Linked DNA regions of Homo sapiens: region 1 is linked to region 2. A link is an interaction called in ENCODE POLR2A ChIA-PET data of the cell type or tissue named here. Cell type or tissue: CD4-positive, alpha-beta T cell. All regions are shown on one strand. Each heading gives the region's core, and the rest is flanking DNA. Links, peaks and the distances in the headings are about the cores only. Region 1 overlaps CBFA2T2 (CBFA2/RUNX1 partner transcriptional co-repressor 2). Region 2 holds the start of SNTA1 (syntrophin alpha 1).

Evidence for each region. ChIA-PET counts read pairs that join two places held together with the same protein. Peaks named below come from ENCODE experiments on the same cell type or tissue, not always from the same donor. Only the 100,000 strongest peaks of a DNase experiment are listed, where the experiment ranks them.
Region 1: POLR2A ChIA-PET joins it to region 2 with 12 read pairs; 7 of 35 experiments call an interaction of 5 or more read pairs at or near these places.

Annotation. Positions count from the first base shown.
Region 1 is chr20:33,551,880-33,559,879 of GRCh38, reverse strand. All of the region lies in intron 1 of CBFA2T2 (CBFA2/RUNX1 partner transcriptional co-repressor 2), which reads right to left. Among named protein-coding and RNA genes, the nearest start is that of CBFA2T2, 66 kb to the right of the region's middle. RefSeq lists enhancers at 2,140-2,795, 4,541-4,700. In CD4-positive, alpha-beta T cell, for the core only: no CTCF peak of the experiment used is centred there; DNase peaks (open chromatin) are centred at 4,719 and 5,199; H3K4me3 peaks cover 1,172 bases; H3K27ac peaks cover 3,338 bases.
Region 2 is chr20:33,434,591-33,451,778 of GRCh38, reverse strand. It overlaps SNTA1 (syntrophin alpha 1), which reads left to right and starts at 8,016. Exons shown (of 8, transcript NM_003098.3): 1 at 8,016-8,468; 2 at 12,753-12,938. The coding sequence starts at 8,159. RefSeq lists enhancers at 7,011-7,070, 7,042-7,542, 7,521-7,590, 12,900-12,949 and silencers at 7,821-8,300, 8,411-8,470, 11,481-11,659. In CD4-positive, alpha-beta T cell, for the core only: no CTCF peak of the experiment used is centred there; DNase peaks (open chromatin) are centred at 6,728, 7,308, 7,918 and 9,108; H3K4me3 peaks cover 2,168 bases; H3K27ac peaks cover 1,009 bases.

The DNA of each region.
Region 1 (8,000 bases), core at 1-8,000, 110 kb before region 2:
GTTATGTCCCAAGGACTCAGAGAGAGTTAATGTGAAGAGGCTCCCACTAACAAAGATGGGGTAATTTGAGGAGCAATAAAAAATGACCACAATTGGCCAGGCGCAATGGCTCACGCCTGTAATCCCAGCACTTTAGGAGGCCAAGGTGGGTGGATCACAAGGTCAGGAGATCAAGACCATCCTAGCCAACACGGTGAAACCCCGCCTCTACTAAAAAATACAAAAATTAGCTGGGTGTGGTGGTGGGCGCCTGTAATCCAAGCTACTTGGGAGGCTGAGCCAGGAGAATGGCTTGAACCCAGGATGCAGAGGTTACAGTGAGCCAAGATCATGCCACTGCACTCCAGGCTGGTGACAGAGGAAGACCCTGTCTCAACAACAACAACAACAACAAAAATCACAATTGGGCCAGGAGTGGTGGATCACACCTGTAATCCCAGCACCTTGGGAGGCTGAAGTGGGCAGATCGCCTCAGGTCAGGAGTTCCAGACCAGCCTGGCCAAGATAGTGAAACTCTCTCTCTACTAAAAATACAAAAATTAGCCAGGCATGCTGGCACATGCCTATAGTTCCAGCTACTCAGGAGTCTGAGGCAGGAGAATCGCTTGAACCAGGAAGGCAGAGGTTGGAGCCAAGATTGCCCCATTGTACTCCAGCCTGGGTGACAGAGTGACACTCCATCTCAGAAAAAAAAAAAAAAAAAAAAAGAAAGGAAAAAAAGAAGCTGCAATTGATTGAAACACAATAAAATGTTTAAATCATGAGTTCATAATAATACCTATTTAAAAAAACTAATTGATTACTTATCTTTCAGAGAATACTAGAGAACCAAACTCATTCTAAAATCTGATGAATCAAGCATTTCATCTGTCTTTCCTATATGAACTGTACATCTAGTTAAACAAATAGTTGGAGAAAAGTGTTGGGTTCAATGTTCATTATTTCGATGATAGGCTAACTAGGAGCACAAACCTCACCACTATGCAATACATCCATGTAACAAAGCTGCACATGTACCCGAATCTAAAATAAAGATTCAAGAATCGCCGCCCCCCCAAACAGTTGGCGAAAAATTGATCTCTATTGAAATAATCCAACTAGTAAATGACAAAATAATATATCTGGAATATCATCATTTTGCAAATCCCTAATGAAAAAATGAATCTAATGATCACCAATTGCCACTATTATAAAACGAGAGACACCTGGAAATTAATATGCCTCCTAATGAATCATGCTTTACCCAAAAAAAAAGTAAAACAATACGATTGAGCAAATTTATAAAACATTGAGGGGACACAGGAACATGTTAATGGCAAGATGATGATGCAATTAGCAAAGTCGAGAATGTGGAAAACTTTATAGTCCAAGCAATCCAGATTCTTAAGGAAAAAAAGGGAGATGGAGGGAGTTAGGAGCAGAACCTATACATTAAAAGAGAAATAAGGGCCTGGCACAGCAGCTCACACCTATAGTCCCAGCGCCTTGGGAGATTGAGGAAGATGTCTCACTTGAGGCCAGGAGTTTTGAGACCAGCCTGGCCAACATGGTGAAGCCTCATCTCTACTAAAACCACAAAAATTAGCTGGGCAAGATGGCGCACTCCTGTAATCCCAGCTACTCTGGTGGCCGAGGCAGGAGAATCGCTTGAATTTGGGAGGCGGAGGTTGCAGTGAGCCATGATCGCACCACTGCACTCCAGCCTGAGCGAGAGTGAGACAGAGTCTCAAAAAAAAAAAAAAAGAGAGAGCGCGCCCAGGCGCAGTGGCTCACACCTGTAATCCCAGCACTTTGGAAGGCCGAGACGAGTGGATCACGAGGTCAAGAACTCAAGACCAGCCTGGCCAACATGGTGAAACCCCGTCTCTACTAAAAATTTAGCCAGGCGTAGTGGCTGGCACCTGAAATCCCAGCTACTTGGGAGGCTTAGGCAGAAGAATCACTTGAACCCAGTAGGCGGAGGTTGCGGTGAGCCGAGATCGCGCCACTGCACTTTAGCTTGGGCGACAGAGCAAGATTTTTGTCTCAAAACAGAAAAAAAAAAAAAGAGAGAGAAATAAAAGACCTAAATGTGGCTGGGCACAGTGGTTCACGCCTGTAATCCCAACACTTTGAGAGGCCAAGGTGGAAGGATCACTTGAGGCCAGGAGTTTGAGACCAGCTTGGGCAACATACCAAGATCCCATTTCTACAAAAAATTACAAAATTAGCCAGGCGTGTTGGGGCATGCCCGCAGTCCTAGCTACCTGAGAGGCTGAGGTGGGAGTATTGCTTGACACCAGGAGTTTGAGGCTGCAGTGAACTATGATCCCACCACTGCACTTCACCCTGGGTGACAGAGTGAGACCCTGTCTCTCAAAAAATATATAGACATAGAAATACACACGCAAACACACTTTCATACATACACTTCCTAGCTGTTTGCTGAGAGGTTCTAGAAGCAATGACCCCTTCTATAAATGAACACCCAGATCTTGATTTCTAAACTACATTTTCTACTAAAACCAAGGATCCTTGGAGAAATAGCTGATCTCTGGTAGGGCAGGGAAAGTAAAAGATAAGCACACAGCTGGGCGCAGTGGCTCACGCCTGTAATCCCAGCACTTTGGGAGGCCAAGGCAGGCGGATCACAAGGTCAGCAGTTCGAGACCAGCCTGGCCAACATGGTGAAAACCCGTCTCTACTAAAAATACAAAAATTAGCCAGGCGTGGTGGTAGGCACCTGTAATCCAAGCTACTTGGGAGGCTGAGGCAGAAGAATCCCTTGAACCCAGGAGGCGGAGGTTGCAGTGAGCCAAGACCATGCCATTGCACTCCAGCCGGGGCAACAGAGTGAGGCTCTGTCTCAAAAAAAAAAAAAAAAAAAAAAAAAAAAGATAAGCATGCAACACCTTGGGCAAGAAAGTAAGAGACTGCTCAAAAATGACAGGGGTATGTCAAAAGAACACTAAAGCCAGTTAGAAGGGACTACCACTGGAATTGTGCAACAATTTAAGCATCAAAATAAATAATGATAGTAATGGATTAGAGCATAATCCATATTTAATTTTTTTAACCAATCAACAAGGAAGAAAGGAAAGCATTCCTTCATTAGAATGCCAATATGTAAATGCAGAAACAATGATGGAATTAGAAAATTACCACTAGTAGGGTGCAGCTGCTCATGCTTATAATGTCAGCACTCTGGGAGGTCAAGGTGGAACAATCACTTTAGGCCAGGAGTTCAAAATCTGCTTGGGCAACATAGTGAGACCTTGTCTCTACAAAAAAAAATTAAAAATTAGAAAAAAGAAAATCACCACTAGATGCTGAGACTACTAGTGAATAGAAAACTAATGAAAAACAGGACAACTTCATCATCTCTAAATATACCCAACAAATTACTTATTAATCACAAAGAGGATAGTAATTTTTGCAGTGGAGTAACCTGGCAGACATGACCTTAATACAATGATTAACCAATCACTAATATTGAGACACACTGATTATGTGCCTCCTTAAATGAGGCATTAAGGAGAATACATCCCTTCTATAGTATTCCAGCCTGAAATTCGTAACATTAATGTAATCATAAGGTAACGGCAACGAAACCCAAACTAAGTACAGAACAACTGGTCTGTATTCAAAATTGGAATGGTCAAGAAAAGAAAAGTACCAGGAGGGGAGAAGAGGAGGCAGGCAGGCTGAAGAACTGTTTTAGAATAAGAAAAATTAAAGAGCCGCAGTGGCTCACATTTGTAATCCCAAAACTTTGGGAGGCCAAGGAAGGTGGCTTACTTAAGGTAAGGAGTTCGAGACCAGCCGGAGCAACGTAGTGAGACTCCATCTCTACAAAAAGTAAAAAAAATTAGCCAGGCATAATGGCATGTGCCTATATTCCCAAGTATTCAGGAGGCTGAGGTTGGGGGATTGCCTGAGTCCAGGAGGTCAAGGCTGCAGTGAGCCATTATTGCACCACTGCACCCTAGCCTGGGCACCAGAATGAGACCCTGTCTCTAAGAAAGAAGAAAAAAGGAAAGAGGAAAGGGGAAAGGCAAGGAAGAAAGAGACATGCCAGTTAAATTCAGTGTGTGATGACAGACTGAATTGGATTGAGGTATAAGAGCTATAAAAGACATTATTGAAATAATTTATAAAACCTGAATATAGTCTGTGAATCAGGTTAATAGTATGGTATCATTATTACATTTTCTGATTTTGATAATTGTACTGTGGTTATGTGTGGTTATGTAAGAAAATGCCTTTGATTTCAGGAAATATGCATTTAAGTATTTAGGGATAAAAGGGCATATTTCCACTTTCAGAGTGGTTCAGGAAAAAAACTGTACCTCCAAAATACACACAATGATAAAGCAATTGGAGTAAAATGTAAACAACTTATAGAAAGTTGCAAGAACTCCTAAGTATTTTACTGTATCAAAAACAAAACAAAACAAAAAACAGAAAACAAGTCCCATCCATGACAAAAAAGTGTGAAGACACTCTTGTGGGTATTAAGTGAACATGTGTGTCAGTCCATGATCTAATGATCCCATTCATGACGGTCTCTTCTTTGGTTTCTTACTCTGATGATGACAACTACATGCCATTTTAATGTTTTTTTTTTTTTAAATTGGGCAGCCATTAGGCTGAGACAGCTGGCTCCAGTGCCTAGTAAGCAAACTGAAGCCCAATGTAAACATAAAATGAAACTTAAGCTTAACCAATCAAAAACAAACCTCTAACTAGGGACTTTCCACTGGATCATATCCAAATAAGGCAAGTGCCTAGCTACAGCCAATCAAGTAATTCCTTTACTTTGCTACAGCGTTCAGCCTATAAAAGCCTGCTTCTAAAGCAGAGCTCTCTGAACTTCTTCCAGTTTTGAATGCTGCCTGAATCCTTTAATGCTCACCTAAATTCTGCTAAATGTCTGTCTAAAGTTTTTATTTAAACAATTCTGAACATTTTTAAGTTGTTATTTTTTCTTATGTAATATTCATTTTAATACCTATAATGGGTACTCTGACATTCAATCTAAATTAATAGAAAACAGAAAAATAATTCTACAAATACACTTGAGATGCAGACATCTGAGTTTGATTTATCAGATCAAATCTCTCATCTAGCACATAAAAATGATTCTAGACTTTCAAACAACGTTAAAAAAGAAAAACAGCCAGGCGCAGTGGCTCACACCTGTAACCCCAGCAATTTGGGAGGCTGAGATCACTCCACTGCACTCCAACCTGGACAACAAAAGCGAAACTCCATCTCAAAAAAAAAAAAAAAAAAAAAAAGAAAAGAAAAAGGAAAAGGAAAGAAAAGAAAAGAAAAGAAAAAAGAAAAATAGGCCGGGCGCAGTGGCTCACCCCTGTAACCCCAGCAATTTAGGAGGCTGAGGTGGGCAGATCACTTGAGGTCAGGAGTTCGAGAACAGCCTGGTCAACATGGTGAAACCCCGTCTCTACTAAAAATACAAAACCTAGCTGGGCCAGGTGGCACAAGCCTGTAATCCCACTCAGGAGACTGAGGCAGGAGAATCACTTGAACCCAGGAGGCGAAGGCTGCAGTGAGCTGAGATCATGCCTCTGCACTCCAGCTTGGGTGACAGAGCAACACTGTCTGAAAAAAAAAAAAAAAAAGAAAAAAGTAAGAAAAATAAACACTGGTGCTTATAGTGAATTTGCTTTTCATTGTAATAACTCCTTACTTGCACAGAAGTTCTGCAAACAGCAACCTGGAATGTTTCTTCATCTGTCACTTAAGAACAAAATAATATTATATGGTATTTCAAGCATCAGGTTGCAAAAATAGTCTTTTTTGAAAATGAAACGCATTGTAAAATTTCAATCTACATTTTAATCTATCCCAAAACCAAACCAATCTTTTTATTTTAACATCAATATCAAGAATCATGTTTTACTTAAATACAAATGTAAAGTTAACAAAAGCATATGCCTACTAGTAAACTGGAGAAACTAAAAATATATAATTAATATATTTAAGATTGTATTTTACATTACTTTAAGATCAGACTTTTTAAAAATCACCTCTTTAACATCTACCATACAAAAATAAAATCATTTTTCAAAAAACCCTAAGAGGGGATTTGCAAGATTGCATAACAAGGGCTTTCAAGTCCAACAAGATCAGGGGATGATGATTTATAGTAGAAGTCAGCAAACTTATAGCCTGCTTAGCGTTTTAGTAAACAAAGTTTCACTGGAAAAGGACCATGCCCATTCCTTTACATATTGTCTATCTATGGCTGCTTTCCTGCCGCATTAGCAGGGTTGGGACAGAGATCGTGTGGCCCACAAAGCCAAAAACGGTCACTATATGACCCTTTACAAAAAACTAAACTCTGGCTGGGCATGGTGGCTCACGCCTGTAATCCCAGCACTTTGGGAGGCTGAGGCTGGTAGATTACTTGAGGTCAGGAGTTCGAGACCAGCCTGACCAATATGGTGAAACCATGTCTCTACTAAAAATACACACAAAAAATTAGCCAGGCGTAGTGGCGTGCACCTGTAGTCCCAGCTACTCGGGAGGCTGAGACAGGAGAACTGCTTGAACCCGGGAGGTGGAGGCTGCAGTGAGCCAAGACTGTGCACCATTGCACTCCCGCCTGGGTAACAGAGTGAAACTCCCTCTAAAACAAAAAACATAAACTAAACTCTGATTTATAGCAACAACGTAGCTTTACAAAAAAAAGTTCTAATACTCAAACACCTACTGAGGTTACACTAAGTGCAGGAGACACAGTAAAGAAAAATAGTCTCTGCTCTCAGGGAGCTTACAGTCTATTGAGAAAAGTAATGTAATTATCATACAAACAAACATAATAATATATACTAAGTGCTATAAAGAAAAAAACCAGAACTATGAGCTTCACAGCAGGGACTAGAGTTAAGGGGTGTGCTATATAGACATAATCTCTGATGAAATGAAATTTGACAGAGGAGAAGTAGATCAGGTTAAAAAGGGGGATGGGGTGGAGATGAAGAATATTCAGAAGTATTTCAGGCAGAGGGAACAGAATAATATAGGAACCCTGAGATGGTAAAAGGTATGACTAGCAGAAAGAAGCAGGAGGAAGTCAGCATGTATGGACAGCATTAAACGTGCAGAAGGACGATGAAGTGGAGTGACAAGCAAGGGGACATTTCACACATTTGCTGGGGTGCAGGGGACAGCATAAGCCCATTTGTCTCACTTCCTAAATGTTAGATAATCTTGCAAACTCCTGTGACAACAAAGGCTATCTTATTCACTATTCTGTCTTATTCACCTTCACATCCACACGGCTTGACAGTGTTTAACAATGCTCAAAAAAATGTTTAGAATTTGAAATGTACAACTGATCAGAAAATAGTGTCTTCCTTTTTTTTACAGCAAACATTTCAAGAGACACTGATTTCCCCTTACAATTCAGCAGAAAGAGCCTGGAGTAGCTGTTTCACTGATTCAATTACTAAGCCAATTATCTAAATCCCTAAAACTCTCATCTGTCAAAAATCAGAAGACAGGACCAGGTGTCACCTGAGGTCCTCTGAAGCTTTGTTTCTTTCTATTTAGCACATGTTTAAACAGCTCAAGATCCAATTATTCTTCCATGTAGTCTCATAACATCATTGTTAAGTCAAATAACCTGAAAATGCTCTCCACAAACAAGATATTCTAATTTTCCAATTTATATGACAATGTGTAGATTCCAGTTTTATTAGTTATTAAAGACTTCATAAATGGTTGTGTATTTGCTTCACACACTGAGCATTACAAAGCTTGGAAAAAATTTTGTCAACTTAAAAAAAAAAAAAAACCAGGGAAGCAATCAAACTCAAAAGTGATCTTGAAAATTAAAACTGAACAACAATTCTGATGTTTGAGTCATCAGCCCTTATGGGACACAAGTCAGACTACAGCAGCTGTGGACCATCATTTAAAATCAAGAATTTTACGTAAGCAGAAAAAAAAAGGGCAGGGAGGGCAAGAAGAGAAAAAGGAAAAAAAAATCA
Region 2 (17,188 bases), core at 4,737-12,736:
AGCCATTCTTTTATTGCTTTAAGAAAAAGGCTGGGCTCAGTGGCTCATGCCTGTAATCTTGGGACTTTGGGAGGCCAAGGTGGGAGGATGGCTTGAGTCCAGGAGTTCCAGACCAGCCTGGGCAACATAGTGGGACCCCGTTTCTATTTAAAGTAAATTAAAACAAATTTTTTTTTTTTTTTTTTAGATGGAGTCTCGCTCTTTCGCCCAGGCTGGAGTGCAGTGGTACAATCTCGGCTCACTGCAACCTCTGCCTCCCGGGTTCACACCATTCTCCTGCCTCAGCCTCCAGAGTAGCGGGGACCACAGGCGCCTGCCACCACGCCTGGCTAATTTTTTGTATTTTTAGTAGAGATGGGGTTTCACTGTGTTAGCCAGGATGGTTTCGATCTCCTGACCTTGTGATCCGCCTGCCTCGGCCTCCCAAAGTGCTGGGATTACAGGCATGAGCCACCGCGCCCGGCCAATTAAAACAAATTTTAAAAAAGAAAAAGTAAAAAGAGCCACCAACACTTCAGAATCAGAATTACTATATAGGCTCATGCCTGTAATCCCAGTGCTTTGGGAGGCTGAGGCAGGAGGATAGCTTGAACCCAGGAATTTTGAGGTAGATCAGCAAGATTTGTTTTCCAAGCACTGGTTATGACTGGTCACCATCCCGCTGATCAGAGCAGAAACTGGTCAATCCAGGGTGCAGTGAAGACGCCAGCCAAAATCAGCAGATGGTGACTAAAGTGACCGCTAGTTGCCCTCACTGCTCATTTGCATAAAGACACTCCCACTAGTGCCATGATAGTTTAGAAAGGCTCTGGCAATGGCCATGGCAATGGCCCAGAAGTTACCTTATATGGTTCCAGAAACTGTCCATTTTCCAGAACGTTCTGAATAACTTGCCTCTTAATTTGTGTATAATTAAAAGTGGGTCTAGGCCGGGCGGGGTGGCTCACGTCTGTAATCCTAGCACTTTGGGAGGCTGAGGCGGGCAGATCGCCTGAAGTCAGGAGTTCATGGCCAACATAGTGAAACTCCATCTCTACTAAAAATACAAAAAAATGAACCAGGTGTGGTGGCACACACCTGTAATCCCAGCTACTTGGGAGGCTGAGGCAGGAGAATCTCTGGAATCAGTGGGGTAGAGGCTGCAGTGAGCCAAGATCATGCCACTGTACTCCAACCTGGGCAACAGGGCCAGATTCCGTCTCAAAAAAAAAAAAAGTGGGTATAAATACAGCTGCCCCCAGCCCATATGAAACTCTTCTGGGCACACTGCCTGTGTGTTAACCCTCCTCTGCAAGGGCAGTCCCTCTGCTGCTGCTGTACGCTGCTGCTTCAATAAAAGTTGCTGTCTGATACCACTGGCTCACCTTTGAATTATTTCCTGGGAGAAGCCAAGAACTTTCCCAGGCTAAGGCCCAATTTGGGGCTCGCCTGTCTTGAGCCCAGGAGTTAGAGGCTGCAGGAAGCTAGGATCATGCCACTGTACTCCAGTCTGCATCACAAAGCAAGCCCCGTCTCTTTAAAAACAAAAAGAGGCTGGGCGCGGTGGCTCACACCTTTAATCCCAACACTTTGGGAGGCCGAGGCGGGTGGATCATTTGAGGTCAGGAGTTCGAGACCAGCCTGGCCAACATGGTGAAACCCCGTCTCCACTAAAAATTCAAAAAATTAGTTGCGAGTGGTGGCACATGTCTGTAATCCCAGCTACTTGGGAGCCTGGGGCAGAAGAATCGCTTGAACCTGGGAGGTGGAGGTTGCAGTGAGCTGAGATCATGCCATTGCACTCCAGCCTGGGCGTCAGAGTGAGACCCTGCCTCAAAAATAAATAAATAAATAAAATAAAAACAAAAAAGAACTACTATATAGATAATATAAAATAAGTACAATTCATAGGTTTAAATACATTTCAAAAGGGTATCAAAAGCATGGGTAAAGAATAGAGAGACTATGCCAGTTATGGTGGCTCACGCCTGTAATCCCAGCACTTTGGGAGGCTGAGGCGGGTGGATCACCTGCGGTCAGGAGTTCGAGACCAGCCTGGCCAAGATGGCAAAACCCCCGTCTCTACTAAAAATACAAAAAATTAGCCGGGGGTGGTTGTGGGCACTTGTAATCCCAGATAACTTGGGAGGCTGAGGCAAGAGAATCACTTGAACCCGGGAGGTGGAGGTTGCAGTGAGCCAAGATCACGCCATTGCACTCCAGCCTGGGGGACAGAGCAAGACTCTGTCTCAAAAAAAAAAAAAGATACTATAAACATAATCAGACAGATGTGGAAAAAAAAGTAGGGCCGGGCATGGTGGCTTATGCCTGTAATCCCAGCACTTTGGGAGGCTGAGGCAGGCGGATCATGAGGTCAGGAGTTCAAGACTAGCCTGATCAACATGGTGAAACCCTGTCTCTACTAAAAATACAAAAATTATGGCAGGGCGTGGTGGCTCACACCTGTAATCCCAGCACTTTGGGAGGCCGAGGTGGGTGGATCACGAGATCAGGAGTTTGAGACCAGCCTGGCCAACATAGTGAAACCCTGTCTCTACTGAAAATACAAAAAATTAGCTGGGCGTGGTGGCAGGTGCCTGTAATCCCAGCTATTTGAGAGGCTGAGGCAGGAGAATCCCTTGAAGCTGGGAGGCAGAGGTTGCAGTGAGCTGAGATCGTGACACTGCACTCCAGCTTGGGCAACAGTGTGAGATTCCATCTCAAACAAACAAACAAACAAACAAAAAAAACCCCAAAACTAGCTGGATGTGGTGGCATGCGCCTTTAACCCCAGCTACTCAGGAGGCTGAGGCAGGAGAATTGCTTGAATCCAGGAGGTGGAGGTTGCAGTGAGCTGAGATTGTGCCACTGCACTCCAGCCTGGGTGACAGAGTGAGACTCCGTCTCAAAAAAAAAAAAAAAAAAAAAGTAGAATTTCTAGAAATAAAAAAGTAACAATTGATATTTTAAATTCAAAGAATAGGATAAACAGTAGATTAGTTCTAGTTAAAGAAAGAATTAGTAAACTGGAAGATATCACTGAAGAAATTACTCAGAATGCAGTATGGAAAAAAGTAAAGAGAAGATATGAAAGAAAGTTAAGAGACATGGAGATTTGAGTAAGATATTCTAATTTAAGAGATAATTAAAGATTGGGCAAGAGGCATTTGGCCTTCTTTGATAGAAAGCTTTGCCTGCCACCTTCAGGCTGGGTGCAGTGGCTCATGCCTGTAATCCCAGCACTTTGGGAGGCTGAGGCGGGCAGGTTGCCTGAGGTCAGGAGTTTGAAACCAGCCTGGCCAACATGGTGAAATTCCGTTTCTACAAAAATACAAAAATTAGCTGGGCGTGGTGGCATGTGCCTGTAATCCCAGCTACTCTAGAGGCTGAGTTGGAAGAATCGCTTGAACCTGGGAGGCAGAGGTTGCAGTGAGTCAAGATAGTGCCATTGCACTCCAGCCTGGGTGACAGAGTGAGACTCAGTCTCAAAATAAAATAAAATAAAATAAAATAAAAAACTAAATAAAAAGAGGCTGGGTGCGATGGCTCACACCTGTAATTCCAGCACTTTGGGAGGCCGAGGTGGGCGGATCATCTGAGGTCAGGAGTTCAAGACCATCCTGGCCAACGTGGTGAAACCCCCTTTTTTTTTTTTTTTTTGAGACAGAGTCTCACTCTGTCACCCAGGCTGGAGTGCAGTGGTGTGATCTCAGCTCACTGCAACATCTGCCTCCTGGGTTCAAGAGATTCTCCTGCCTCAGCCTTCCAAGAAGGTGGGACTACAGGCGTGTACCAACATGCCTGGCCAATTTTTTGTATTTTTAGTAGAGATGGGGTTTCACTGCAGAAACCCTGTTTTTACTAAAAATACAGAAATTAGCTGGGTGTGATGGCGGGCGCCTGTAATCCCAGCTGCTTGGAAGGCTGAGGCAGGAGAATCGCTTGAACCCGGGAGGCGGAGGTTGCAGTGAGTGGAGATCGCGCCACTGCACCCCATCCTGGGCAATAGGAGTGAAACTCCGTCTTAAAAAAATAATAATAATAAATAAATAAAAAGAAAAATATTTAGCGCTAAATACTTAACAACATAGCAAATAATTTGGGAGAGTAAGTAATTGAAGATAATAGAGTGCTCTTAATACAACTAGAGAATATAACTTCCAAAAGCAGAAGGAGAAATGTCCATTTATGTGATGTTAAAAAATGTAAAACTAAACAGTAGATTGTTTAGGATTTATGCATAGATTTTTTTTTTTTTGAGACGGAGTCTCGCTTTGACACCCAGGCTGAGGTGCAGCAGCACATCTTGGTTCACTGCAAGCTCCGCCTCCCAGGTTCACGCCATTCTCCTGCCTCAGCCTCCTGAGTAGCTGGGACTACAGGCGCCCGCCACCACGCCCTGCTAATTTCTTTTTGTATTTTTAGTAGAGATGGGGTTTCACTGTGTTAGCCAGAATGGTCTTGATCTCCTGACCTCGCGATCCGCCCGCCTCGGCCTCCCAAAGTGCTGGGATTACAGGCATGAGCCACCGTGCCCAGCCAAGTTTTTGTATTTTAGTAGAGACGGGGTTTCACCATGTTGGTCAGGATGGTCTCGATAGCTTGACCTCGTGATCTGCCCACCTCGGCCTCCCAAAGTGCTGGGATTACAGGCTTGAGCCACCGTGCCCAGCTAATTTTCGTATTTTTGTAGAGAATGGGGTTTTACCATGTTGGCCAGGCTGCTGTTGAACTCCTGACCTCAGGTGATCCAGCCGCCTAGGCCTCCTAAAGTGCTGGGATTACAGGTGTGAGCCACCGCGCCTGGCCAGAGCTTGCAGAGACTTTAGTAGGCTGGGCAGCTCCCCTCTCTCCCTTTTTTTCCCCTTCCCCCTCTCCTATTCCTTGGGAGTGAACTGGTTTTCTCTGGGAGCTCTGCCTGGGGCTTGGCAGGGAGCCGGGCCTATGTGTATCTATCTGGGAGGCCAATTTCTGAGCCACAGCAGAGAGGCATCGGCTGACCACAGTGTAGGGATAGAGCATTCCTGCAGCTACAGGGTTCTTGGGGGTAGCTACAGGTGATTGGCACTGCCTATCAAGTGTGATCACAAACACACACACCCATACTCACATACAGACGTATACATATGCATACACACGTCACTGTTTCCTTGGCTCTACATCTTCTTTCTGTGTTAGCCCCTTTGCACACATCACTCCTTTCCCTACTTCCTTCCTTCCTGTTATATCCACAGGAAACTGTCCCCCAGAGGAGAAGCCCTCTCTTAGGGCTCTTTCTCAGTAAGTTTGTCTGGGCCTCATTAAGTCTTTTTTAAGCAGGGCAGTACGTGGGGGGACTTTTAAGGATCTGGTTCCAGGCTTTGGTCTTGGGAAAGGAGCTTCAATTCCCTGCTGGTCTCTTGCCTCCTGCCAGGTCTGTCCTCCCCTCCCTTCTCTACCATTGGAGTGAAGCTTCCACAAGCCAAGTAGGCTGTAGTTATTTATCACAAGTGCTTACCCCAAATTCCTCAGGCTGTCCTACAATCTTTAAGCACAGTCATACTTTTAAGATATCAATGCTTATATACAATGCTATATTCCTTCCCTGCCTCCCTTCTCTCCTTCCTTCCTCTCACTTTCTTTTATTTATTTTTGAGACAGGGTCTTGCTCTGTCACCCAGGCTGGAGTGCAGTGGCATGATTGTGGCTCACAGCAGCAGCCTCAAACAGGCCTCCTGCTGCAGCTTCCTAAGTAGCTGGGAGTACAGGTGCACATTACCACGCTTGGCTAATTTCTTTATTTTGTAGAGATGGAGTCTCGTGAAGTTGCCCAAGTGGTCTCAAACTCCTAGCCTCAAGTGATCATTCCTCCTCGGCATCCCATATATATATGTATAAAAGACCCTGGGTTCTTTTTTTAAAACCTGTGTCTCTCCTGTTTTGACACCTACCACTCTAACTTAAAACAATTCCTTTTTTTTGTTGTTGGTTTTTTTTTTTTTTTTTTTTGAGACGGAGTCTCACCCTATCACCCAGGCTGGAGTGCAGTGGTGCAATCTCTGCTTGCTGCAATCTCCGCCTCCCGGGTTCAAGTGATTCTCCTGCCTCAGCCTCCTGAGTAGCTGGGATTATAGGTGTCTGCCACCACGCCCGGCTAATTTTTTTATATTTTTAGTAGAGATGGGGTTTCACCATGTTGGCCAGGCTGAGTCTCAAACTCCTGACCTCGTGATCTACCTGCCTCGGCCTCCTAAAGTGCTGGGATTACAGGCATGAGCCACCATACCTGGCCCCCTCTTTTTTTTCTTGATGGTATCTTATGTGGAGGATTTTACCCAAAAGTTCAGGGAGGCTAAACACTGGTGTAGTCCTACTTATTTATTGCTCAACATATCCCAGCTAGGAATGGAGGATAGAGACAAGGAGCAGGTATGAAGGCCAGTTGAGCTGTGTGATGTGGTGGATTTTTCAGATTACAATCATGCTTTACCTCTGTATTTGTCAGCTGTCTAGCAGAGTGGTTCAGTGCCCAGGCACTGGTGTCAAACAGGCCTGGGTTTGAATCGCAGCTCTTCCTCACTCATAAATGTGTGACCTAGGCCAATTAGACTAAATCCAAGTTTTCCCTTCTGTATAATAGGGGTGCTCTTTTTTCTTGCTCTGTCACCAAGGCTGGAGTGTGATGGTGCAATCACAGCTCACTGCAGCCTGGACCTCCAAGGCTCAAGCGATCCTGCCACCTCAGCTGTGATTACAGGTGTGAGCCACTGTGCCCAGCTGGGGGTGCTCTTAGCTACTCCAGGAGGCTAATGTAAAGATAACACTTGGAAAATATTCTGCCAGCCCTAGGTAAGAGTAAGCATTCACTAAATGAAAGTGATTATTTCTATAGAATAGGGAGTCACAGTTTACCACGTGTTTTCACATTGATTTAATCCTCACACCAGCCCAGTGAAGTAGGTATTATTATGATCCACATTTTACAGATGAGGAAATTGAGGCCTAGAGCAGTGACGTGAGGGGACCAAAGTCGACTTGGAGCTAACAGAGGCAGCAAAGATTAGAAACCATGTCTCCAGTCGCCCAGACCCAGAGCCCCACCTTGCAACCCTCTTCCCACACACCAGTTCTGTTTTTTTTCTGCCAGGCCTCAAAGTGTGGGACTTCAGGCTTTTCTATACTCGACTGTGAACACAGCCAGGGGTTAATCTCTTAAACTTCCCTCCAGTTTTGAAGTGGGGATCCTGCCCACACCTCCCCCAAGCCCTAAGCGGTGTCGGTAGCGGTCTCCTCCAGGGGGCGGGGCCTGTCATCTTTAGAAGCCACGCCAGCGATAAGCCACGCCCACAGACCAAAGCCTCGACCCCCACCCCCCATCCCCCGCCCTCCCCGATAGGAAACCAACTTCTTCCTCAGCTCCCCAACTAGCAACTGTGCCCGCAAGGTCTCTCGCGGCTCAGCATCTACCTTTTTTTTTTTTTTTTTTTTTTGACACAGGGTTTCGCTCTGTCACCCAGGCTGGAGTGCAGTGGCGCGATCGCGGCTTACTGCAGCCTCGAGCTTCTGGGCTGTCATCTAGGCCTCCCAAAGTGTTGGGATTACAGGCGTGAGCCTCCACGCCCAGACGGTGTCTACCTCTTAAACTCAAGCCTTGGAGTCCAACGCTCTACCATACGCAGCCCAGCCCTCCGCCATATGCAGCCCAGCCCGATGCCCAGTGCTTCGCACCAGGATACGTGGTTCTGTCTCTTTTTCATGCGCTCCCACGTCCGGGAGTTACAGTCCCGGCCCTCGATGGGCATTCCGAGCGCCGAGCCCCCTGCGCGGGCTCACTGGGTTCCGCCCCCGACGCGAAGCCCCGCCCCCTGACGCCCCGCCCAGCACCACGCCTCCCGGGCTTTCGCCTTACTTAGTGGCCCGCCCCGCCGCCCTTCTGACCCACCCCGCTAGGTAGTCCCACACGGCGGCCCTCGGCTCCCGGGCCCCGCCCCGGCCTCCTGCATTTGCCCGAGGCCCCCTCCCCAGCACTGGCCACACCCCAGGGTAGCCCCGCCCCCAGAGCTCCTCCCCCAGCGGCCGGGGTAGGGTGGCGGCTGGCCCAGCCGGGCCCCCGCTGCCCTCTGCCCTGGGCGCTTGGTCGGAGCGGGCTGGGCAAAGCGGGACAGGGCGAGCGCGGCGGCCCGGGGGCTCGGAGGCGAAGATGGCGTCCGGCAGGCGCGCCCCGCGCACCGGGCTGCTGGAGCTGCGCGCCGGGGCGGGCTCGGGGGCCGGCGGCGAGCGATGGCAGCGGGTGCTGCTGAGTCTGGCGGAGGACGTGCTGACCGTGAGCCCCGCCGACGGCGACCCTGGTCCCGAGCCCGGCGCTCCGCGGGAGCAGGAGCCCGCGCAGCTCAACGGCGCCGCGGAGCCGGGCGCCGGGCCCCCGCAGCTGCCAGAGGCGCTACTGCTCCAGCGGCGCCGCGTGACGGTGCGCAAGGCCGACGCCGGTGGGCTGGGCATCAGCATCAAAGGTGGGCGCGGGACACCGAGGGCGCGGGGTCGTGGTGTCTGGGGGCAGCCGAGGGCGCAGGGGGCTGGCAGCGCGCCCAGGACATGGAGCTGGAGGCTTCCTGTCTGGGGGTAAGGGGGGTCTGAGGAAACAGGTAACGGAGGGCACTGGGCACACCAAGGTTGGAGGGGGTTTCAGTAGTTGGTGGCCTTAGGGGGCACGGAAGACACAGGTGTGGATAAGATTGTGGGAGCACCAAGGACACGTGGGTGGGAGTTCTGTGTGGAGGCGGGGGGGTCTGAGGGGTAACCAGCATGAACATCAAGGACAAGAGGGGTCCCCCGGAAAGCAGAGTGTGGAGAAAGGGGGTTGAGGCCGGGACACCAGTGGGACAGGGAGGAGGGAGTCCCTGAGAAGCAACCAAGGTGGGTGCAGAGGGGAAGCCTGGAGTCTGGGAAGCACAGGGGTGGATAGGAGGCCTGGGTGCAGGCACAGGCTGGGGTCACAGGCAGAAGGCCAGCAAGGACCTAGGAATCTAAGGACCCAGGAAGGCTGCAGGGAGCCCTGACAGCTGGATTTGGGTCTCCTGATCTGACTATCTCCACCTTGCACAGGATAGAGCTTTCAGCCCCCAGGACTGACCGCTAGTGGGGTGCAGTTAGGGTGCAACCAGACTGTGTTTGAATCCAGGATCAGCTGTGTGAGGTTGCAAAAGTCCCGTCCCGCCTCTGAATCTGTTTCCTCAACTGTATAAGAGGATGACAGAGTTGTGATGTTTCTGAGAGCAGGGCTCACCACACCAGCACACTGTAGGTGCCTAGTTAATTACTGCTGTTAGCGGAGAGGAAAAATGGAGGCCAGCAGATACTCCCAAAGCAACTAAACATAGTTGTTAAAATCCTTGCACACCCCCAGCTGCTGGGTTCACTATTCCTGCCCATCTGTTTCTCAGGGTCCCAGCCCCCAGCAGGTGCTTTGGGAAAGGGTATCAGCCTTTGTCTCCACCTTGAATACATACCGTACCCTCTGGGGTCTCCCTGGTACTGGTTCTGTTGACTAGTGCCTCCAGACCGTTTGGCTTGGCTGAGGCGGTGGGGATGGTGGTGAATGCCACCACTGTGTGCCAGGTGCTGTGCCCAGGACACTAGTCTCATGATCCACTTCATCCTGGCAACAAGTGGTGAAAGGTAGGGAGTATAATTCCCATATTGCAGGTGAAGAAACTGAGACTCAGAAAGTTAAAATGATTTTCCCACGATTACATAGTGAGTGTCAGTGCTGGGATTTGAACCTTAATTATCAGCTACTGTCCCTCAGAGAGTGCTCAGGGAAGTTGATTCTTTCCTGTAGAAGGGCAGATCCCCAGGCAGCCAACCAAGAGGGGCTAAAAAGGAGAAATGAGAAAATGAGGGTATGGGCACCAGTCTTACCCCCAATCTCCAGCATGGGATAGGGCAACAGATGAATCCAAAAATTATACACTCAGTGTGTCAAAGCAGGAAGGAACTTATTCATACAGAATTCCATTCTGCAGATGGACACACTGAGACTCAGAGAGGAGCAGGGACTTTGCAAGGTCACACAAAGTTACTCCCCAGCTCCATAATTCTAGGTGGAGGGGAGGGTACTTTTAGGAGACTTCAGGTATTTCCATTGGATCCAAATCTGGGCTCCTGTTGCCATGGTAACCCCTCCTATAAAGTCTAGCTTAGTCTGAGGCAGCCATGAGTGATCATAGCTTCAAACTGAACTGAAGCCCCTAGTTTCAGGTGGGGGAGGGCAGATATAAATAGAAACCCCTTCCTCTCCTAGACTTCAAGCTCTGTGCAGATAAGCAAACGGTCGGGCCTGTGTGGGCGTCAAGAGAGGTGTTCCAGTCCCAGCTCCGCCACCAGACTTGTGTGACCTTGGAACAATGACCTCCCACTCTGGGCCACTAATTCTTCATCTTCAGTATTCTGGGGATGAGCCAGGAGTGTGATATCTGAGGGCCTGACTTGTCGTCTGTGGTAGGGCTAATAGTGTTGGTTCTGGAGCCTGGAGGCCTAGGTGCAAATACTGGCTTCGCTACTTACTAGTGGAGTGACCTTGGACAAGGGGCTTCCCTCCACACTTCAGTTTCCCTAATAGGAAACTGAACATACCTATGTGATGGGGTATTGTAAAGACGCAATGAATCAACATTGAAAGCATTTAGCACAGTGCTTGGCATTTGGTAAGTGCAACTAAGGTGAACTCTTATTACTATTTCTTATTTTAAAAGGGCATTTAAGAGTTTGGTAATAAAGATGTTTAGTAAAATGTATTAGCTTCTTTTGTATCCAAGATGCCATTCAGGCAGGTTTTTAGAATCTCTAGACTCTAAGGCTTTGGTTTCCAGCCTGGACTTTGGATTGTAAAACATTATGATTGCTAAAGCAGTCTTTTGAGGCCATAGGAATAGCCGACTTGTCTCTTGATTCCGGTTTGAGGGGTATCAGTGGGTTCCCACATTGTTGCCTTTTTGTGTGTGTGTGTGAGACAGTCTTGCTCTGTTGCCCAGGGTGGAGTGCAGTGGTGCGATCTCGGCTCACTGCAATCTCCACCTCCTGGGTTCAAGCAGTTCTCGTGCCTCAGCCTCCTGAGTAGCTGGAATTATAGGCACACACCGCCATGCCTGGCTAATTTTTGTATTTTTGTTTTATTTTGAGATGGAGTCTTGTTCTGTCGCCCATGCTGGAGTGCAGTGGTGTGATCTTGGCTCACTGCAACCTCCACCTCCTGGGTTCAAGCAATTCTGCTGCCTCAGCCTCCTGAGTAGCTGGGACTACAGGCATGTGCCACCAGGCCCAGCTAATTTTTTGTGTTTGTATTTATTTATTTATTTATTTATTTTTTGAGATGGAGTTTCGCTCTTATTGCCCAGGCTGGAGTGCAATGGTGCAATCTTGGCTCATTGCAACCTCAGCCTCCCGGTTCAAGCAATTCTCCTGACTCAGCCTCCCGAGTAACTGGGATTACAGGCATGCGCCCCCATGCCCGGCTAATGTTTGTACTTTTAGAAGAGATGGGGTTTTGCCATGTTGGCCAGGCTGGTCTTGAACCCCTAACCTCAGGTGATCTGCCCATCTTGGCCTCCCAAAGTGCTGGGATTACAGGCGTGAGCCACCACGCCCAGCCATATTTTTTTATTTGTTTATTTTTTTATTATGTATTTATTTACTTTTTTGAGCAGAGTTTCACTTTTGTTGCCCAGGCTAGAGAGCAATGGCGTGATCTCAGCTCACTGCAACCTCCGCCTCCTGGGTCCAAGTGATTCTCCTGCCTCAGCCTCCCGAGTAGCTGGGATTACAGGCATCCGCTACCACGCCCAGTTAATTTTTTGTATTTTTGGTAGGGACAGGGTTTCACTATGTTGGCCAGGCTGGTCTCGAACTCCTGACCTTAGGTGATCCACCTGGCAGCCTTGGCCTCCCAAAGTGCTGGGATTACAGGCATAAGCCACCGCACCTGGCCCTTTTTTGTGTTTTTAGTAGAGGCAGGATTTCGCTATGTTGGCCAGGCTGGTCTCAAACTACTGGTCTCAAGTGATCCGACCACCTTGGCCTCCCAAAGTGTTGGGATTACAGGTGTGAGCCACTTTGTCCGGTTATTTTCATTTTTAATTTTTGTGCGTACATAGTAGGCATATATATTTATGGGTTACATGAGAAAATCGAAAACATTTAAGAAAAAGTGATTGAAGCACTTTGTAAGTTGCACAAACACTGGTGAACACCCAAAGCACTTAATCAAAAGATCCAGGGATCAAACTATAGCATTATGAATTTTGAAAATGATTTATTTAATTAATTAATTTATTGAGACAGGGTCTCCTTCTGCCACCCAAGCTGGAGTGCAGTGGCACAATCTCAGCTCACTGCAGCCTCGACCTCCTGGGCTCAAGTGATCCTCCTACTTCAGCTTCCCTAGTAGCTGAGACCACAGGTGCCTGGCTAATTTTTGTATTTTTAGTAGAGGCGGGGTTTTCCCATGTTGCCCAGGCTGATCCTGAACTCCTGACCTCAGGTGACCTGCCCACCTCAGCCTTCTAAGGTGCTGGGATTACAGGCATGAGCCACCGGACCTAATCAAAAATGATTTATTATTAGTGTTACTAGTGTCCCAAACTTCCAAGATTTTTCTCAGATTCCCTTTATTCTCCCATTGCCTTTTCCAGCACTGGGCTAGGCACCAAGGGAAGCCTTCAGAAATAATTGTGTCTTGATGTGACTCCCAAGTGTTGGAGTATCTGCCTAAGTCTTGTCCTCCTTCTGTACCTGTGCAGGCGGCCGGGAGAACAAGATGCCTATTCTCATTTCCAAGATCTTCAAGGGATTGGCAGCTGACCAGACAGAGGCCCTTTTTGTGGGGGATGCCATCCTGTCTGTGAATGGGGAAGACTTGTCCTCTGCTACCCATGATGAGGCGGTGCAGGTCCTCAAGAAGACAGGCAAGGAGGTGGTGCTGGAGGGTAAGCACTGACGTTCCAGGGTTCAGAGGGGCTGGGTGGAGGTGTTCCACTGCTTCTCTACCTCCCCCAGGCCTCAGAAGGCCCCATCCCAGCACTGGGGGCTGGGAGGTGGGCAGGACTGAAAACAGAAACAGAATTTGGGGACCTGCCTGAAGACAGTGTGGGGTGGTGGAGGGAGAGTTGGCATAGAGCCAAGCAGACCTGATTTGCATTTTCTGTCTTCCAGTCACTAGCTGTGTAGCCCTGGACAAGTCACTTCATTTCCCTGATCCTTAGTTTCCTCATTTGTAAAACAGGGATGTAGCTCCTGCCTTTCTGGGTTGTTGCGACTAGGGCAAAAATGTACATGGCAGAGTGTGCCAGCACCTGAGTGACACAGGGAGAGAGGGGTGCGGACTGGGGAAGGGGCAGGTCAGATTCTTTCCTGTGGGGCCTGGAGAGCTCTTGACTTCAGGTTCTTTTAGTGCCTGGGCCTTAAAACCCCAAGACCCATCCTCCTTTGGGAGAAGCCTTGGCTTTTATTTTACTTTATTTTTTTTTTGAGATGGAATCTTGCTCTGTTGTCCAGGCTGGAATACAGTGGCATGATCTTGGTTCATCGCAACCTCTGCCTCCTGGGTTCAAGTGATCCTCCTGCCTCAGCCTCCCAAGTAGCTGGGATTACAGGTGTGCGTCACCATGCCCAGCTAATTTTTATATTTTTGTAGAGACAGGGTTTTGCCATGTTGGCCAGGCTAGTCTTGAACTCCTGGCCTTAGGTGATCCACCCACCTCAGTCTCCCAAAGTGCTGAGATTACAGGCATGAGCCACCACGCCCAGAGGCCTTGGCTTTTATAGAGTAGGACATCAAATCCTTCCAGCCAGGATCAGAGAGGAGTTTTGTGGAGGAACCTTGGTTGAATGGCTTTCTCCACTGTTCCCTCACAGTGTGGTCTTGGGTGGGACCCTTGCCCTCTGTGGGCCTCGGTTTCCCCATCAGTTGTTACACGCCTCCTGCTGAGGTTGTCCCATGACCATCTTGTGCCATGTCTCTCAAGAGGTTTCTGCTTTGCTCAGCCCTTTCCTCAAACTCTGTCAGCTCTGGAAGCCCCGTGGGGGCCTGAGGAATGTGTCTCTGGCTTATGGCCCAGAACAGGCACAGGGAGGTGGCGGGGGCTGATGGAGAATAACACGGCCAGAGAAGCTGCTGAGTTGAGTCCCAGGCCCAAATCCTGGTGGGTTGCCTTGGTTTCCCTAAAGGAGTGTCCAAGAGGCCACAGAAGCAAATAGGTTCTCGGTCCTTGGTTGACCCAGATATAAAATAAAATAAAATTTAAATAAAGAAAATAAAATGTAAAGTTTTATTTTATATTTTAGGTATATCTATTTAAATGCCATGGATGCATTTTTTTTTCTTGTTTTTTTTTTTTTTCGAGACAGGGTCTTGCTCTATCACCCAGGCTGGAGTACAGTAGTATGATCTTGGCTCAATGCACCCTCCACCCCCCGGGGCTCAAACAATCCTCCCACCTCAACCTCCTGAGTGGCTGGGACTACAGATGCATGCCACCACACCTGGTTAATTTTTTTTTTTTTCTGAGATGGAGTCTCACTCTGTTGCCCAGGCTGGAGTGCAGTGGCATGATCTCGGCTCACTGCAACCTCCGTCTCCCGGGTTCAAGCAATTCTTCTGCCTCCGCCTCCTGAGTAGCTGGGATTACAGGCACCCACCACCATGCCCGGCTAATTTTTTTATTTTTAGTAGAGATGAGGTTTCACCATATTGGCCAGGCTGGTCTCAAACTCCTGAGCTTGTGATCCACCTGCCTCAGCCTCCAAAAGTGCTGGGATTACAGGTGTGAGCCCCTGCGCCTAGCTTTTTTTTTTTTTTTTTTTTGAGATGGAGTCTTACTCTGTCGCCCAGGCTGGAGCAGTGGCGCGATCTTGGCTCACTGCATCCTCCGCCTTCCAGGTTCAAGCGATTCTTCTGCCTTAGCCTTCCGAGTAGCTGGGACTACAGGTGCGCACTACCACGCCTGGCTAATTTTTTTTTTGTATTTTTAGTAGAGACAGGGTTTCACCATATTGGCCAGGCTGGTCTCGAACTCCTGACCTCGTGATCTGCCTGCCTCGGCCTCCCAAAGTGCTGGGATTACAGGCGTGAGCCACCACACCTAGCCAATTTTTTGTAGAGACAGGGTTTCACCATGTTGCCTGGGCTGGTCTCCAACTCCTGGGCTTAAGGGATCCTCCCACCTAAGTCTCCCAAAGTGCTGGGATTGCAGGCCACAGTGCCCAGTCTAGATGCATTTTTTTGATACTTAAAAAAAGCTGACTCTAGAGTGTTGATCCTTAGAAGCTTAAGTGTATCAATCATATTTTAATGGCAAAGTTAAATAATAGAATGCCACATAAATGATATGGATATAAGAGACTTTCCCCACATGCCTCATTACTTTGATATTTATAGTCAGCAATGCGGTTTGAAACCACTGACATTCATCGAAATGTCATATTTTAGTTGACTTGAAAGCTCTTTTAGCTTCTGTTGTTTGAAAGTTTAGTCTATGGTAAAATTTCTGCTATAGACACAATTCAAATCCACATTCACACGGAGGTCCCCTCACCTCCTCATCTTTATTTTTTATTTTTATTTATTTATATTTTTGAGACAGAGTCTTGCTCTGTCACCCAGGTTGGAGTGCAGTGGCGGGATCTCGGCTCACTGCAAGCTCCGCCTCCCGGGTTCACGCCATTCTCCTGCTCAGCCTCCCAAGTAGCTGGGACTACAGGTGCCCGCCACCACGCCTGGCTAATTTTTTGTATTATTAGTAGAGATGTGGTTTCACCGTGTTAGCCAGGATGGTCTCGATCTCCTGACCTTGTGATCTGCCCGCCCCGGCCTCCCAAAGTGCTGGGATTACACGCGTGAGCCACCGCGCCCGGCCCACCTCCTCATCTTTAGATTAAAAATGTATCTATCTGGGTTCCCATGTATGTCGTTTTGAGAAGGTAGTATCTGTAAATGTGTGACCTTGAAGCATCTTCTGACTTTAGGAGTGAATACTCAAGCCTTCCCTCTAACTCATGTCATGCATTCCTCCTCACTAAGCCAAGAGACATTCATGGACATCTACTGTGTGCCTGCTGTGTATATTAAGGTCAGAAGCTAAACTACACCCAGGGCCTCTCCTGAAGGAGCTCACCATGTGGTAGGGTAGACAAAACATAAACACTATCTCCTCTACACAAACTGTGTTTTTTTCTTGAGGCAGGGTCTCACTCTGTTGCCCAGGCTGGAGTGCAGTAGTGCGATCTCAGCTTACTGCAACCTCCTTCTCCCAGGTTCAAGCGATTCTCTGCCTCAGTTCTGTAGCTGGAATTACAGGTGTGCACCACCACGGCCTGGTTAATTTTTGTATTTTTAGTAGAGACAGGGTTTTGCCATGTTGGCCAGGCTGGTCTCGAACTCCCGGCCTCAGTGATCTGCCTGCCTGGGCCTCCCAAAGTGCTGGGATTACAGACGTGAGCCACCATGCCTGGCCTACAGAAACTCTTTAAAAGCCGGTGGCTAGGTGCTGTGACTCACGCCTGTAATCCCAGCACTTTGGGAGGCTGAGGCGGGTGGATCACCTGAGGCCAGGAGTTTGAGACCAGCCTGGCCAACATGGCGAAACCCCGTCTCTACTAAAAATACAAAAATTAGCTGAGCCATGGTGGCGCGTGCCTGTAATCCCAGCTACTCAGGAGGCTGAGGTAGGAAAATCTTGAACACGGGAGGCGGAGGTTGCAGTGAGCCGTGATTGTGCCGCTGCACTCCAGCCTGGGCGACAAGAGCAAGAATCCATCTCAAAAAAAAAAAAAAAAAAAAAAAAAAAGCTGGTGCCTGAAATCCTGTCTGCTCTGCAATAAATCTCTGTTTGGCCTTGGGTAAGACCCTTGCCTTCTAGGGGACTCAGTTTTCCTATTGAAGTTAGGCTAGATCAGAGGTGATCAATAGCTTTTATTTAGAGTGGCAGCTCCAGGCAGGCGTGGTGGCTTACGCCTGTAATCCCAACACTTTGGGAGGCTTAGGTGGGCAGATCACTTGAGCCCAGGAGTTCGAGACCAGCTTGGGCAACACAGTGAGATTTCATCTCTGTAGGAAAAAAAAAAAAAAGAGTGTAAGCGTCAGCTCCACTGGTGGTTCTGTGAGTTCCATATTTGGAAGGATTGGGAGGCTTTGTCTGGGCTCAGCAGAAAGGAGCTGGAATTGATTAGCAATGTCTAC